2 separate regions of the Homo sapiens genome follow, and region 2 is linked to region 1. A link is an interaction called in ENCODE POLR2A ChIA-PET data of the cell type or tissue named here. Cell type or tissue: A673. All regions are shown on one strand. Links, peaks and the distances in the headings refer to the core of each region. The heading gives the core; the rest is flanking DNA.

Region 1 (5,338 bases), core at 627-4,626:
ACTGCACCAGTAATACGATGTGCAACTCTGATTTGACACCTAAGAAGGTTCCAGCCTGAAATTACACTTCCTTTGGTTCGAAAAACCTGGAGCTAAGAGTTTAAAGTAGAATACGGGGATTTTTGGCTCTCCTGGGTGCCTGGAAAAAGGAAATGCAAATCCACTTTCAGCCTCAAATAATCCCCAGAGGTAATGTTCTAAGAAATACACATTAACTGTCAAAAAGCATAGATCATCCAAGGAAACAAGATGCACCGCACAGTGGCAGCAAAAACCACGGGGTGCAGAATCAGATCCACAGAAGTAGAATACAAAATAGTTGTGTGTGATGCAGAATAGAAAGGATTGGAAATACGTGTAAAGAGCAAGAAACTCTGAAAATAACCAAGTCGGTTGGGAAAAGATCAAGCAGAACTTCTAGTGCTGCAAAATCTCGGTTGGAACTGGCAGGAAATTGGATTTGGAATGGATGCCACATCGCATGGTGTGGCCCAAGGAAGAGGTGCAGTTGGGGGGACATTTACTAGGCGTGCAGGAAGGCCAATGCCACTGTTAGACACACAGTGGGTTTGCATTCCAGAGAAAGACACTGTCGCCTCCACCCCATGACTACCTTCTTATAGCGCAAACATGAGAAAATGGCTTGTCAGGTGGAGGAAACAGGAAACGACTTGGGTTCCAGTGGCTTCTGGGAGCTTTCAGAGAATGCCTGCTGCCCAGCCCCCTAGGACCTTGGAGTGCAGGGGAACTTGTAGCTCCCTTTGCTAACAGAAGGAAGTTCTTGGTCCTGGGGGAAGCTGGATTTTGGAGCAGCCTCTCTGAGAGAAGGAAAATGGCCCTTGGTGTCTCGCTGTTTATCACAGTGAGCTCTCAGGGTCAAGCAGCCCTTTTGTACCACAGATATTTACATCATAATGTATGGGTTTAACCTTGGATTGGACAAGAAAGAATCGGTGAACTGGAAAATAGTTCTAATGACATCCTTGACGATGCAGAGATGAAACTAATGAAGACGGAGATGGAAGGAGAAGTTCCAATGTACATATAATTTAGACAAATTCCAGAAGAAGAAAGTAAAATGGATGAGGAAGTAGAATGGATAAGAAGCAATATTTGAAGAGACACTGGGTTTGTGTCTGCAAGTAAACTTGAGAGGTAATCTAGGTCTTCAACATAAGGACTGCAACTCTTAGGTGAGTCCCAGTGCTGAACTAGGCCCAGAGACAGTGGACTCGTGGGGCAGGGGGCAGGGGAGCATGCAACATACTGAGACACCAGCTGGGGCAGCCAAGAGGGTTCTGGCGTCAGCCCTCCCTTAATCCTAGGCTGCACAGCTTGTGGGTCTAAAAGAGACCCCTTTCTTCCGCTTGAGGAGAGGACAAGGAAGAGTGGGGAGGACTTTGTTTTGCATCTTGGATACCAGCTCAGCCACAACAGGATAGGGCACTGGTCAGAGTCGTGAGGTCCCTGTTCCAGGCCAAGCTCCCAGATGACATTTCTGGACACACCCTGGGTCAGAAGGGAACCTGCTACTTTGAAGGGAAGGACCCAGTCCTGGAAGCATTCTCAATCGCCTGTTAACTGAAGAGCCCTTGGGCCCTCAATAACCAGCAGTGATACCCAGGTACTATAAGTTGAGGGCCTTGGGTGAGCCTCTGAGACTTGCTGGCTTCAAGTACCAGCACGGCCACAGTGGGGTAGAGCGCCAGATGGGCCCTTGAGGTCCTCGATTCCAGGACTTGACTCTTGGACAGCGTTTCTGGATGTGTCCTGGGCCAGAGGAGAGCCCATTGCCCTGAACAGTGAGTCCCAGGCCAGGCAGCATTCACCACGACCTGACTTAAGAGACCTTGGGTCTTAAGGGAACATTGGCTGGTAGTCTGGCAGTACTCCTCACGGCCTGGGGTGGTGGTGGATGGGGTGAGGCTCCTCTGCCTTTGGAAAGGAGAGGGAAGAGTGGGAAGGACTGCTGCTTGTGGTTTGAGTGCCAGCTCAGCCACAATACAGTAGAACACCAGGTAGACTTCTAAACTTTTTGACGCTAGTCCCTGACTCCCAGATGGCACCTCTGGACCCACCTGAGGCCTAGGGGACCTTGCTGCCCTGAAGGGAAAGACACAGGCCTAGCTGGCTTTGCCACCTTCCGATTGTAGAGCCCCAGGGCCTTGAGTGAACATAGGCAATAGCCATGGAGTTTAGAGCAGCAGGCCTTGGGCAAGACCCAGTGCTGTACTGGCTTCAGGTCTGACCCAGTGCAGTCATAGTGGTGGTGGTCACAGGGGTGCTTTTGTCACTCCATCCCCAGCTTTAGGTGACTCAGAACAGAGAGAGAGAGACTCTGTTTGTTTGGGAGAAAGAAAGGGAAGAGAACAAGAGTCTCTGCCTGATAATCCAGAGAATTCTCCTGGATCTTTTCCAAGACCATCAAGGCAGTACCTCTACGAGTCTGCAAGAACCACAGAATTACTAAGCTTGGGGTGCCCCCTAAAGCAGATACAGCTTAGATCACGACATCCAAGTATTTTCAAAATCTGGAAAGCCTTCCCAAGAAGGATGGCTACAAATAAGCCCAGACAGAGAAGACTATAATAAATACCTAACTCTTCAATGCCCAGACGCCAAAAAACATCTACTAGCATCAACCGCATCCAGGAAAACATGACCTCACCAAATGAACTAAGTATAAGGCACCAGGAACCAATTCTGGAAAAACAGAGATATGTGACCTTTCAGACAGAGAATTCAAAATAGCTGTGTTGAGGAGACTTAAAGAAATTCAAGATAAACACAGAGAAGGAGTTCAGAATTATATCAGATAAATTTAACAAAGATACTGAAATAATTTAAAAGAATCAAGCAGAAATTCTGAAGCTGAAAAATGCAATTGGTATACTGAAGATTGCACCAGGATCCTTTACCATCAGAATTGATCAAGCGGAAGAAAGCATTAGTGAGCTCGAATACAGGCTATTTGAAAATACACAGTCAGAGGAGACAAAAAAGAATAAAAGCAATGAAGCACCCCTACAGGATCTAGAAAATAGCTTCAAAGGGGGCAAATCTAAGAGTTATTAGCCTTGAAGAGGAGGTAGAGAAACATATAGGGGTAGAAAGTTATTCAAAGGGATAATAGAGAACTTCCCAAACCTAAAGAAAGAGATTGATATCCAAGTACAAGAAGGTTATAGAACACCAAGCAGATTTAACCCAAAGAAAACTACCTCAAGGCATTTAATAATCAAAATCCCAAAGGTCAAGGACAAAGAAAAGATCCTAAAAGCCACAAGAGAAAGGAAACAAATAACATACAATGGAGCTCCAATACGTCTGGCAGCAGACTTTTCAGTAGAAACCTTACAGGCCAGGAGACAGAGGCATGACATACTTAAAGTGGTGAAGGAAAAAAAAACACAAAAACCTTTTACCCTAGTATATCCAGTGAAAATATCCTTCAAACATGAAGGAGAAATAGACTTTCCCAGACAAACAAAAGCTTAGGGATTTCACCAACACCAGACCTGTCCTACAAGAAATGCTAAAGGGAGTAATTTGATCAGAAGGAAAAGAACATTAATGAGCAATAAATGATCACCTGAAGGTATAAAACTCACTGGTAATAGTAAATACACAGAAGAACACAGAATGTTATAACACTGTAACTGTGGTGTGTAAACTACTCTTATCCTAAGTAGAAAGATGAAACAATGAACCAATCAGAAAGAATAACTACAATAACTTTCCAGGACATATTCAGTATAATAAAATATAAATAGAAACAACAAAAAGTTAAAAAACAGGGATGAAGTGAAGGCATAGAGTCTTTATTAGTTTTCTTTTTGCTTATTCGTTTATGCAGATAGTGTTAAGTTGTTATCAGGTTAAAATCATGGGTTATAAGATAGTATTTGCAAGTCTTATGGTAACCTCAAACCAAAAAACATACAATGGGTACACAAAATATAAAAAGCAAGAAACTAAATCATATCACCAGAGAAAATCACCTTCACTAGAGGAAGACAGGGAGGAAAGATAGAAGAAGGAGAAGACCACAAAACAATCAGAAAACAAAATGGCAGGAATAAGCCCTTACTTATCAATAATAACACTGAATGTAAATGGACTAAACGCTCCAATTGAAAGACATAGACTGGCTGAATGGATGAACAAACAGGACCATTGACCTGTTGCCTACAAGAAACATACTTCACCTATAAAAATACACAGAGATTTAAAATAAATGGATGGAAAAAGATATTCCATGGAAACCAAAGAGCAGGAGTTGCTATACTTATATCAGACAAAATAGATTTCAAGACAAAAACTATAGTATGAGACAAGGTCACTATATAATGATGAGGGGGTCAATTCAGTAAGAGCATACTTTCAAAGTAATTCTATGAGGCCAGTATTACCTTGATACTGAAACCAGACAAAGACACATCATAAAAAGAAAACTACAGGCCAATATCTCTGATGAATATTGATATAACAGTCCTCAGTAAAATACTAACGAACCAAATTCAACAATACATTAGAAAGATCATTCATCACGACCAAGTGGGATACATCATATGCAAATGGTTCAACATATGCAAATCAATTAACGTGATACATATCAACAGAATGAAGAATATAAACCATATGACCATTTCAATTGCTACTGCTGAAAAAGCATTTAATACAATTCGATGTCCCTTCATAATTTTAAAAAAAAATTAAAAACTAGGGATAGAAGGGCTGGGCGCAGTGGCTTACGCCTGTAATCCCAGCACTTTGGGAGGCCGAGGTGGGTGGATCACGAGGTCAGGAGATCAAGACCATCCCGGCTAACATGGTGAAACCCTGTCTCTACTAAAAATACAAAAAATTAGCCAGGTGTGGTGGTGGGCACCTGTAGTCCCAGCTACTCAGGAGGCTGAGGCAGGAGAATGGCATGAACCTGGGAGGCGGAGTTTGCAGTGAGCGGAGATCGTGCCACTGCACTCCAGCCTGGGCAACAGAGCGAGACTCCATCTCAAAGAAAAAAAAACAACAAAAAACCAAAAAACAAACAAAAAAATAACTGGGGATAGAAGGAACATACCTCAACATAATAAAAGCCATATACAAAAGACCCACAGCTAGGATTATACTGAATGGGGAAAAACTGAAACCCTTTCCTCTAAAATCTGGAACATGACAAGGATGCCACTGTCATCACTGTTGTTCAACATAGTACTAGAAGTCATAGCTAGAACAATCAGACAAGAGAAAGATATAAAGGGCAACCACAATGGAAAGGTAGAAGTCAAATTAACTTAATTGTACACTTTAAAATAACTTAGTGTAATTGGATTTT
Region 2 (4,000 bases), core at 1-4,000, 220 kb after region 1:
TGTAGAGGACGCAAACGCAGCAGCCGGCCAGCCCTCCTGGGCCGGGCAGACAGACAGCTGTTGGGAGGCGGGAGCTGCCTGGCATTCCAGGCATTTCAGCGCCTCTATAAAGCAGGGGCGCTCCTGCGGCTGTGGGGGTGAGGGAAGGGGAGTGCAGGGCGGCCCTGCTCCCCAGCGTGGCCCAGGACCAGCCCGCTGGAGCCCACTGGGGCCTGCCATCTGCTGGGCAGAGGAGGGCTGCTGCCGCTCCCTGGGCCTCAGTCTCCTCTTCTGTAAAATGGGGAGAACAGAGGCCTCCACCCCACCTCCCGGCTGCTGGAAGGGCCCAACGAGACAGGTATGAAGAGTCCTTGGTACATGGCCAGCGCTGACCAACCGTCCATCCGTGGACATGATTGGTTTTCAAGACACACTCAGTGCCATGGGGATTCTGAGCAGGGAGAGCCCACACCCCTCTGGGGGGTCAGGAGAAGCTGAGGCTACACAGGGAACCAGGGGAGGGTCTCCTGGCAGAAGGTCATGCAGAGGCCCAGAGTCTGGAGGGCATATGGCTGTGGGGATCTGGTTTGGCTAAAGCCCAGAGCAGGTGGAGAGTAGGGTGGATGCCGGGGACTCCTGAATGGTGGGCTGGCAGGCAGGGGCCATGGGAGGCTTCGGGGTGAGAAGGAACAGGGGTGCCAGCTCACGTCTGTGCTGGCTCAGAGCCTGCCCAGGTTGAGCGGCTCCCGGCCTGGCCCAATCCTGTGCCCCCCACCCTGTGTCTCCTGGGGCAGCGACACCCCCAAGAGCAGCCGGTCTGGCTTTTCCACTCTGCCTCCCCCTCTCCCAGCTCCCCAGGCCAATCGCTTCCCCTGCTCCAGGGAGAACCGAGGGTCATTTCAGTCCTGTTCAGAGCTGGACGCCTTCCCCAAAGCCAGCTGGTCTGCGTCCAGGCGGCCAGGGCTCGGACGGGAGCCACACACATCCCGCTCCCCGCCGGCCCACCTCCGTTCTGCACTCCACTGCCTCCCTCAGAGGGCAGCTCACATTCCAGCCCTTCTGCAGGGGCTCCTCAGGCTGCCCCAGGCCCAGCCACCTGTCTCCCCCCTTTGGGACGTCCCTCCCGGCCCCCATTCTCCTTAATCGCTGCAACACATGTGCAGCTCCGCTCCCTTCTCCACCTCCTCCCCCTTCGCTTTTTCCCTTCCCCAAGCTTACAGCCCTGGCCCTGGAGTTTACAGCTGCAAAAAAACACACACACACACTCATGCACAAAACCAACTGTGGAATGTTTTCCTGCTTTCGAGCGGGGTTTATGGCTCCAGAGAGCTCTCTCCTCCACTGCCTCTCATAGCACCTGACATTGAATTGTATTTCCTCACCACTCTTTTTCGCTCTTACTGAAAGCTGGGCTAGGGGCTGGGGACAGGGGCCCAGTCTGAGCGGGAGCCGAGGGGCCGAGAGGTGAGGATCAAGGAGGATCAGGGCCCCTGCCGTGACAGGCTCACAGGGGATCGTGCGCCTCCCACCAGAGCCGCACACACAGCAGGCCTGGTTTTCCCATTTGGAGAGGGAACTGGGCTCCTCAGAGGCCAGACTGAAGTGTGCGGCAGCCCCGCCTCCTTGGACTTTCATTCATTCTTTTAACAAAGTCATTCATTCAGCCAGTGTGTGCTGAACACCACCATGTGCCAGGCTTGGGCATCGGGGGTGGGGCAGGGAGCCAGCCGGCCAGAGCCCTGGGCCCTGGATCCTGCAGTCCAAGGGGGCCACAGCCCAGACAACCCAACATCAACATCTCAGCCAAGGTGGCGGGTCAGGAACGACGTGGCGTGGAGGGCACTGCGCGGAGCCCCTCAGCTTTCCTTGGGGGCCGGCGGGGGGCGGGTGCTGTTCATCACAGAAGCTTTCCCCACAGACAGGCTGTCTAGGCTGCAGGCAGAGGGAGCGAGGCATTCACCAGAACAGGCGGGGCAGGAAGTGCCTCCCTGCAGGGGAGGTGGGAGGCTGGGAGGAGAGGAGGCAGCGTCTGAGAGTGTGCATGGGGGCTGGGGGAACGGGTCTGGGCCATAGATGGCCTGGTGGTCTCTGTGAGCACTTGGACTTCACCCTTTGGGCTGTGGACGCCTCAGAAGAGTCTTAAGCAGCAGAATGAGACATATCAAGTCAGACGTTTCATTGCAAACAGCAGAAATGGGCTCCAGCCAACTTAAGAGAGATTTCTGGAAAGGTCTGTGGGAGCTCCCACATGGAGGGAAAGGTGGAACAGCCGGGCCTCACAAAGCAGGACTGGCCCAGCAGCCTCTCTTGGAGGGGCCAGTGTTGAGACGGTCCTTGGTCTTGCTGTCCCCAGATTCTAATTTCCAGGAGAACAAAGGTGCAGGAATACTACACTGGACACCACCCAGCAGCAACCGAAGGGACTGTCCATGAGTAGGACAGGGACAAATCGCACAGACATGACATTGTGAGCAAAAGAAGCCAGATCCAAAAAAGTCCACGGTCCATTTGTAGGAGTTCTAGGACAGGCAGTCAGGTACGGGGGCAGAAATCATACCAGTGGCTGCCTCTGCAGGGGGCTCACTGGAAAGGGCTCAAGAGAATATCCTGGGTGGTGAGGATGGACACTGTGCTGGTTACAAAGGTGCGTTTTCAGCAGACTATACAGGTGAAATCTGTGCGTTTTGTCCTATGTGAATTACATCACAATGAAAAAAGAGCATGGAAGTAAAAGCTGTTATTTTGCTAACAACAAATCAATCAATCAATCCAGGGAAAGAGAGTCTGCCTGGGTAGCTCAGACCACACACACCCATCATTCCTTGGCCAGGGGATAGGGGGCACCCTGCCAGACAGCTCCCGCAAGACCTCTTACAACGAGGGAAGGTAATTTCCGGAAGGCCAGCCAAAGAACTGTTGTCAATAGACGAGGGAAGAAACACCGAGAGGGCAAGCACCGGCCTGGTGCTTGGAACACTAAAAGAGATGGCCCCAGGTTGTTTACTTACAATGTGAAACAGTGTAACCAAGTAGAAAAGAACGTTAGTTTCATTAGTCTGGCCACCAAGGAAACCTGTGTGGGGCAAGAGCTGGCGAGTGAGAAGTATATGTGGGCTGGTAAGGTGGGAGATTTATCTACAAGGTCCTTTTAAGGATTAGAATTGGTGAAATCTTGGGTTCTCTCACCTCAGGCCACCCATGGACACGTGACTGAAGCAGCAGCATCCACCAGGCTTCCCATTCTGGGGGGAGGATCAGGATGGAAAATGTCTAGAAGGCAGGGATTGTCCTGTTGGGGACTTTTCCCCAAGGTTGTTGCCTCAGAGAAAAGAAATATGGTCTCCCTGAATCCTTGAATTAACTCCTCTGGCCTCAAAAAAAAAAAAAAAAGAGAGAAGGCCGGGCGCTGTGGCTCATGCCTGCAATCCCAACACTTTGGGAGGCCAAGGTGGGCGGATCACCTGAGGTCAGGAGTTTGAGACCAGCCTGGCCAACATGGTGAAACCCTGTCTCTACTAAAAATACAAAAATTAGCTGGGTGTGGTGGCAGGCACCTGTCATCCCACCTATTCCAGAGGCTAAGGCAGGAGAATCTCTTGAACCTGGAAGGTGGAGGTTGCAGTGAGCCGAGATCACACCACTGCACTCCAGCCTGGGTGACAGGGCGAGACTCTGTCTCAGAAAAAGAAAAGAAAAATCAGAGACAAATGCTGGTCACGTGGCATGTCAGCTGTTGGCCCTCTCCGTGTGTTACTCGACACGTGCACGCACATCCCCGCCTCCGTCAAGGGCATTTAAACCCTCTTGTGGGTGCTCCCCGCAGCTGCCATCAGAGCCCTGCCCAAAGGGAGCTGGCCTTCCCACTTCGTGCTCCTGTGCTGGGGACCTGGGACACCAGCACCCTCCCCACCCCAGCCAGTGCTTTCCTCCTGGCCCATGGGGACGCTGGTGGCCAAGCTGCTCCTGCCCACCCTCAGCAGCCTGGCCTTCCTCCCCACTGTCAGCATCGCGGCCAAGAGGC

Evidence for each region. ChIA-PET counts read pairs that join two places held together with the same protein. Peaks named below come from ENCODE experiments on the same cell type or tissue, not always from the same donor. Only the 100,000 strongest peaks of a DNase experiment are listed, where the experiment ranks them.
Region 2: POLR2A ChIA-PET joins it to region 1 with 5 read pairs; 2 of 35 experiments call an interaction of 5 or more read pairs at or near these places.

The regions. Positions count from the first base shown.
Region 1 is chr9:133,747,870-133,753,207 of GRCh38, reverse strand. No RefSeq gene overlaps it. Among named protein-coding and RNA genes, the nearest start is that of SARDH, 12 kb to the right of the region's middle. In A673, for the core only: no CTCF peak of the experiment used is centred there; no DNase peak of the experiment used is centred there.
Region 2 is chr9:133,524,760-133,528,759 of GRCh38, reverse strand. It overlaps MYMK (myomaker, myoblast fusion factor), which reads left to right and starts at 3,801. Exons shown (of 5, transcript NM_001080483.3): 1 at 3,801-4,000. The coding sequence starts at 3,916. In A673, for the core only: no CTCF peak of the experiment used is centred there; a DNase peak (open chromatin) is centred at 1,949; H3K27ac peaks cover 1,880 bases.